2 separate regions of the Homo sapiens genome follow, and region 1 is linked to region 2. Evidence: read pairs that join two places in POLR2A ChIA-PET (ENCODE). Cell type or tissue: HepG2. All regions are shown on one strand. Region 1 overlaps LINC00907 (long intergenic non-protein coding RNA 907). Region 2 overlaps PIK3C3 (phosphatidylinositol 3-kinase catalytic subunit type 3).

Region 1 (4,000 bases), 280 kb after region 2:
CCATGCAGGCCAAAAGTAATTTATATTTTGATATGCTCTTTTGTAGTTTACATGCATTACTTATGTGTGTGTTATATTGACTGTTTTCTCTGAAAAATCAGTGTGAGAGGCAGGAATAAGGAAATTGAGTTTTGGAGAAATTGAATAGCTGGTCTATGTTCTCATAATTTGAAATTGACTAGTATCCCCAGCTTCTGATTCTCAGTCCATCTATTTATCCTATCACATCTCCTCTACACTCTTTCAGGTATGTACTGTCAATATGTAATCAAAGTCAGTTTGGGGACATAACGTAAAGGCCAGGAAAGAAACCATGTAGACCCCTATTACTATCTTTTTTCAATATCTGCTTATATACCAGTGTACTCTTTTATTTTCCTTTAAAAAAAGTTCAGTATCTTATGACTCTTATGCTTGACACATACAAAACAATAAAGATTTTAATGAATAAATATATGAATTACAAATTAGACTTCTTAGAAGAGGTGACAGGTGAATGGAGAGATTAGAGTAACTATTAGACCAGTAAAAAAGCAGTATTGTCCCCCATGTGTTATCTCTTGATACCCAATCTATTCGTTCTCTGCCAGATAACAAGCTCAAGAAAGCACTGCCAGACCTCCTAAGGGAATGACTCTTATACACACATCCCTGTGTTCAAGTTATAACACATCTGCCCCAGAAAACTTATGTGACCTGCAGATCCTGGGAGAGCTAAATTTTTTGACATGTGGATCTAAAAAAGCCCTTTACAATTTATTCCACCATGAAACGAACAGTAGATATGAATTCAGAATTTGGACTCTGGCCCAGTTTGTCACATTAAAATATTTTAAAAATTGCCTGGGCATGCTGGCTCATGCCTGTAATCCCAGAACTTTGGGAGGCCAAGACAGGCAGATCACTTGAGCCCAGGAGTAAAAGACCAGCCTAGACAACATGGAGAAACCCCATTAGCCAGGCATGGTGCTGTGTGCCTGTAGTTCCAGCTACTCCAGAGGCTGAAGAGGGAGGATCGCTTGAGCCGGGGAGGCAGAGGTTGCAGTGAGCTGTGACTGCACAACTGCACTCCAGCCTGGGTGACAGAATGAGACCCTGTCTCAAAAAAATAAAAAAAATAAATAAATAAAAGCTAAACAATTAAATTAATATATAAGTAGATATTCATTGTAAAATGTTTCAAGCTATAGATAGATACACACAATAAAATAGTAAAAGGCTTCTCCCTGTTTAAGAAATACCTTATAATATTTCATAGTATAGATGAAATATGACCTACACCATTGTACTTGCCATCATTTTTCTTATGTGGCAAACAATGGAGTAATAGACATTCTTATATATTTGTCTTTGTGTACATTCATAATTATTTTTATAGGACGGATTTCTAGAAGCAGAAGTTCAGGGTCAAAGAATATGTCTGTGAGTAATTTTGATAAAGAATACTAAATTTCCTCCTAAAAAAACTGTATCCCTTTAAAATGTCACTCATTTCTCACACTCTTTTCAACACTGGATTTTGTCTTTAAAATCTTTAAAATTTCTATCAATGTAGCCTAGTCTTCCACAGTAATTTTTCCCAAGACCTTAAACAATCTTTTTGTTTTATCTTGTTAAAAGATTCTGTAAAATGGGCTCATAAATTCTACTTCAGGAGAGTTGTGAAGCTCCAAAAGGGAATCACTGTGTCCTGTCATTGTTGCATATTCTCATGAAAACCCTGGGAAAAATTGCATTTACCAATGCAGCCTAAAGCACTGTTTTTAAACATTAAGAGATAAAATTCTTCCTCATCCAAAACTGTTCATGGGGAATAAATTGCATAGTTTTTCAGAAGTACAAAGGTGTAAACCAAAAATGAAATTCTAGGGCCACCCCCACAAACAATTGAATGGACTGCTTTCCTCAGCCAATGGCATTCCAAAGTTAACCTGAAACACAAGTTCAGGCCATGGTGGGAATGGGTGGTCAGACATGCCTCATTATGCCCTGCACCTTTTGAATTCAGAAACAACTCGTCAGCATTAACATTAAAACAGACCTTAAGATTATCTATTCTCTCTGAAGCTTGTTACCTGGAGGCGTCATCCACATAATAAAAACTTCGGTCGCTACAACCCCTTAGCTTAACGCAGGCACTCCTTTCTATTAATTCGAGGTCTTTATATAAACTCTTTCAACCAACTCCTAATCAGATTTTTTTTTTTTTTTTTTGAGACAGAGTCTTGCTCTGTCGCCCAGGCTGGAGTGTAGTGGAATGATCTCAGTTCACTGCAACCTTCACCCCTCTGGGTTAAAGCTATTCTTGTGCTTCAGCCTCCCAGAAAATTTTTGAATCCACCTATGACCTGGAACCCTCCCACTGACTCCTTGCCTGGCTTCAAGTTGTTCCTTTATTCTGGATGGAACCAATGTACATATTACATATACTGATTGATGTCATATGTCTCCCTAAAATATATAAAACCAAGCTATCACTTGAACACCCTGAGCACATGAACTCAGGACCTTCTATGACTGTGACAGGGGCATGTCCTAAACTTTGGCAAAATGAACTAAATTGATTGAGATCTGTCTTGGATACTTTTGGTTTACAGACCGCTTACATGACTCCATACATGCAATCATCAAATATGGCATAGTGGAGCATGAGGCGGGGCTACAGAACCCATTCAAATTTACTCAGGTTTCTTGGGTGTCCTGCGAATGGGCTCACATTTTCCCTCTGGATTTTTTCAAAGCACTAATGCTGTGAGAGTTCTTCATAGGACCATACGGTCCTCTTTGCAGAATGTAAGAGTAGACTAAAAATACTGATGCTAGATAAATGTTTCCACTTCTTATCTGAAAATATTGACATTATATGACCATAGTCAAAAGCAGGGCACCATTACTTGCTCTAAAATTTAATTTAGGAGACTGTAACCGCCCAATGGGTTTACCTTGCCCACTGCCTAGACAGAGCTGGTTTATCAAGACAGAGAAATTGCAATAGAGAGAGAGCTCATGCAGAGCTGCCTATATGAGAGATCAGAGTTATATTATTACTCAAATCAGTCTCCTTGAAAACTCTAGGATTGGGGGTTTTCAGGATAATTTGGCAGATAGGGGCCGATGAGTCGAGAGTACTGATTGGTCGAGTGGGATATAAAATCACAGGGAACCAAAGCTGTCCTCCTGCTCTGAGTGAATTCCTGGGTCGGGGGCATGAGACCAGATGAGCCAATTTATCAACCTGGGTGGTGCCAGCTGATCCATCAAGTGCAGGGTCTGCGAAATATCTCAAGCACTGATCTTAGGTTTTGTAATAGTGATGTTATTCCCACGAGCAATTTGGGGAAGGTCATAATCTCATAACCCCCAGCTGCATGACTCCTACACCATAATTTCTACTGTTGTGGCTAATTTGTTAGTCCTACAAAGGCAGTATAGTCCCCAGGCAAGAAGGAGGTTTGTTTTGGGAAAGGGTTGTTATTGTCTTTGTTTTAAACTATGAACTATAAACTAAGTTCCTCCCAAAGTTAGTTAGGCCTACACCCAGGAATGAGCAAGGACAGCTTGGAGGTGAGAAGAAAGATAGAGTTAGTTAGGTCAGATCTCTTTCAGTGTCATAATTTTCTCAGTTATAATTTTGCAATGGCAGTTTCAAGACTCCCATGCTACAAAGAATCCTGGCATTCTGCCTCCTCATAGCAAAGGAAGCAGGAAAATAGCTGTTGAAGTACATTTTTAGACTGAATGTGCCAATATTTTAGAGTTTCCGCAGAGGAAATTTTCTAGCAGTGACCTTTGATGTGACACCATGACTCTGACTCTAGCCCATTCTTTGACTGGAATGGACCCAAGGAATACCCTCCCTTTTTGCCTATTGAAGAGGCTAAGCAGGAGATGGGTGCTTTTCATGTTAGCCAGTCAAGAGATATTTATAGAGGTCTGCTTTGTGACCAATCCTGTGCTACATGGGGTTGCGGAGAATAGTCTCTGTCCCAGACTATTTTGC
Region 2 (4,000 bases):
TCATCTTTACTATTAAATATGGCCATATGTTGATACATATATTTCACTTGACTAAACATGTTTATCAGAATGACCATCCAACGTATTTATGACCATAATCCACTGAGCCAGGGCAAAAGACCCTTACTTATTTTTGCATTTCCATATAACAATGAAATGCACTCTCAAATTTGATGATGAGTAGTTTATAGAAATATTTTGCTTTATCGTTAGGATTAAGCATAATTCATGTATATCCAGTTACATGAAAATTTTAGGTCAGAATTAACTGTTGCAACACAGGTGAATCAGTATTCTATAGAGATAGCTAAACTTGAAACAAAGTAAATAGTGACAAAAACTAACTGTAATTTATAATTTAAAAATGGGAATAGTAAGTAGGTCTGGATTGAACAACTCAGCTGCACTGATGTACAGTGATGTTATTTTTCAAAATTGTAGGAATTTCGCTTGTCTTCATATGCACATTATCGGTAGTTTAGTACCCTTGAGTGGCAGGTAGATTTCTACGAATCACATGTTAGAGAACCTAAGTGTACTAAGTTCTCATATGTTCTCAGGGTATTGTACTTAGTTTCTCTTTAGGAATATCAAATTTAATATCCCTCAGTAAGTCACTTAGTTATTTTTCAATGGGGAGTCTGTAGTCATTTTTGAAATTGCATGTATTGTGGCAGTTTTAGAGCAGTGCTACTTAAAGTGTGATCTGTGGACCCACAGTATTGACTTTACCTGGGAGCTTGTTTGTATTACAGAATCTTGGGCCTTACCCGACTTCTGTGATCAGAATCTTCATTCTAACAGGATTTTCAGGTGATTCTTATGTTCATCAATACACTAGAGTTTAGAGAAGGCTTCTCAACCTTTGGTGTGCATAGTAATTTTTGAAAGCTTGTTAAAATGGAATTGTGGCTGCTGCCCCTAAAAATTCTGATTCAGTAGGACTGAAGTAAGGCTGAAGAGTTTACATATTTAATAAGCTTTCAAGTGATAGTGATACTGCCAGTCTGTGGGATCACATTTTGTGTAGCAATGCTCTAGATCAAGGGTGAGTAAGACTTTTCTCTAAAGCTTTGCAGATAGTAAATATTTTAGGCTTTTCAAGTCAGATGATCTGTGTAACCATTCAACCCTGCCATTGTAATGCTTAAACCAGTGTGTAAATGAATGAGTATGACTGTGTTCAAATAAACTTTACAAAAACTGAGGGGAACCAGATTTGACCATCAGGCTGTAGTTTATTCTCCCTTCATCTAGATACCCTTTAAGTCCTCCTCAGTGGACCACTAAATGTTATCATTGCATTTAGCTGCAGTTAACATAATGTACCTATAGTGATTTAATCATAAGAGTTTATTTTCTCTTTTGTGACAAAACTAGTTATAAGAAATTGCTGTTGTTCTAACTATTTAAGGTGATTAGGACCAGGTGAAGGCTCTGTGTTTCTCTGTGATTCTCTTGCCCTTTTCCTTATGGTCTGCAACTACAGTCATCATGTCGCAATCTAGACAGGAAGGAGAAAAGGCCTAAAGGGCTAACCTCCTAGCTGAGTCAGCCGCTTGCTTAAAACTGCTTTCCTTGCATCTATATTTGCTTACATTTCATTGGACACAAATCCCAGCCCAGTGACTTTGAACAATACTATTAATTCTTGGAGCCTGAAGTTTTTCATTTGAAGGATGGTTATCTACTTAACTGGCATCATTAAACAGGTTAGAAATGATGAATATGATATGCCTAGCTAAGAGCCTAGTCTTCAGTACATTGTAACTGTGATTATTATTAATTAATACTATTTTTCCAATAATTATGCCATTGCTTAAGTTGCTTTTGGACTTCTGGAATGGCCTTCAGAACCTAAGTCAAATGAACTTTATTATTTATTGAATTTGAACAGGGTTATAAGTTCATTAACAGGTGGTCCCATCTTGTTTTTACACATGGGCTGAAATAAACAGGTTTTTGTAAATATTGCTATAGTTTTATATGTTTACAAGTTGTGTTTGTTGTCAGGTTATTAATGGTAGAAATAAACATAGTTAAAAAAACAAACTCCAAAAGGGTGCTATTTGCTAAATTCTGTTTAAGTAGTTTCAATAAATGCTAAATTTCCAGACTTTTTTTAGAATAAAAAGATAACAGAATACAGCTAGAGCCAATGTCTTTGCCTTTAGCCTTGATCATGTAATTTTTCTTAATGCTTTAGAAGATTATTGTGTTAACTTCATAAATGTCTTTACCACTCAAATGAATGCATTTGGTTTTCTATCTGCTTCCATTTCAAGATTATTTTTCCACAGACTTAAAAAACAATTTAACCCTGCATTTACTTATGTTATCTTACAGATAACATGGTTACGAGTTATGGGATAATTGACGGTTGACTTTTAACTGTGTCCAATTTGATATTAGAATTGCTAGGCCCATGTTATAATTTAAGGTCTCCTGAACCTAACTTAAGTTTTGATGCAAGTGACTTTTGTAATTTAACAGAATTCTACAAGATTTTCTCTTTTAAATAGTACTTTGAGTTTCAAGTGACAGACATGAAGATTGCATATTTGAGAATTCAGATGAGAAACCAGAGACATTAGAAAACAAATTGATATTAAAGTTGCACAAACTGCTTTTATATTCAGTAGAATGTATAACCTGGTTTGCATTTGTTTTCACATATTTTTTTTAACTGTTACTGCAGCTGGATATTGCGTGATCACCTATATACTTGGAGTTGGAGACAGGCACCTGGATAACCTTTTGCTAACAAAAACAGGTAACAATTAATGACTACCAGTAGACATACATTGTATATGCCCATGGTTTTTACCCCTGAATCTATGTACTAACAAGATAAGTTGCGGCCTGGCGCGGTGGCTCACGCCCGTAATCCCAGCACTTTGGGAGGCCAAGGCGGGTGGATCACCTGAGGTTGGGAGTTCGAGACCAGCCTGACCAACATGGAGAAACCCCGTCTCTACTAAACACACAAAATTTGCCGGGCGTGGTGGTACATGCCTGTAATCCCAACTACTCAGGAGGCTGAGGCAGGAGAATCGCTTGAACCCGGGAGGCGGAGGTTGCAGTGAGCCGAGATTGCACCATTGCACTGCAGACTAGGCAACAAGATCAAAACGCCATCTTAGAAAAAAAAAAAAAAAAAGATGAGTTGCGTAATTGAAGATAAATCAGAGAGTCTTAAAAATTCCTTTAAATGTTACCTTGGAAGAACATTTAGGGAAAGTCCTTTCCCTTTTAAGAATTGCTTTAGTAGTAATCCTACAGATGGTCATTTTGCCCACACTTCTGTACTGGAAAATGCCTCTTTTTATGGAAAGCCAATAATGGATACAAGTAGCTTAGTCTCTTACTGTATAGCTCTAGTTAGATTGTTAAAATGTCCTTTCTCTTACAAAGTGTGCTTAATTCACTTTAATATCTACCTTTAATTATTTGCTTTTCCCCTTGGAGTTCTATGGGATAATCATTCTCAGTCCCCTTTGTCCTGACAACTCTTTAGCCCTATGTATTTATCTTTATGCAGACAGCTTCCAGACTTACAGCTTTTTACCTCAGTCCATTTCATTAACTTCAAATTGAAATATCGAACTGCTTACTTGAAATTGTCATTATATATGGCCAGTTGTAAAAGGTTGTCCTTTCCTCTACTACCTGCCTAAAACCTGTTTCTCACCTCATTTTTCCATTTCAATAGATAGCAACATCACCTACCCAGTTGTTCAAGCTCTAGACCTCAAAGTCATTCTTAACATGTCTCTTGGCCTCATCTCATATACTGAACCTATTAGCAAATCTTGTCTACTCCTCAACTCCAAAATAGATCATGAAGTTACCCACTGTCTTCATTTTTACTACTTTGACCCCACTTGAAGCAAACAATATATGTTGCCTAAACAATTTGAATGAAACCTGAACCCTTTATTGGGGCCTTGTGGCTTGTCCAGGCAGGCCATTTGTCTGAATGTCAAACCACTCCTGCCTC

The links. Peaks named below come from ENCODE experiments on the same cell type or tissue, not always from the same donor. Only the 100,000 strongest peaks of a DNase experiment are listed, where the experiment ranks them.
Region 1: POLR2A ChIA-PET joins it to region 2 with 6 read pairs; 3 of 35 experiments call an interaction of 5 or more read pairs at or near these places.

What each region holds. Positions count from the first base shown.
Region 1 is chr18:42,323,236-42,327,235 of GRCh38, forward strand. The region is part of intron 3 of LINC00907 (long intergenic non-protein coding RNA 907); the gene reads left to right. Among named protein-coding and RNA genes, the nearest start is that of LINC00907, 140 kb to the left of the region's middle. In HepG2, no CTCF peak of the experiment used is centred here; no DNase peak of the experiment used is centred here.
Region 2 is chr18:42,046,833-42,050,832 of GRCh38, forward strand. PIK3C3 (phosphatidylinositol 3-kinase catalytic subunit type 3) reads left to right here. Exons shown (of 25, transcript NM_002647.4): 21 at 2,699-2,773. Among named protein-coding and RNA genes, the nearest start is that of PIK3C3, 94 kb to the left of the region's middle. In HepG2, no CTCF peak of the experiment used is centred here; a DNase peak (open chromatin) is centred at 1,539.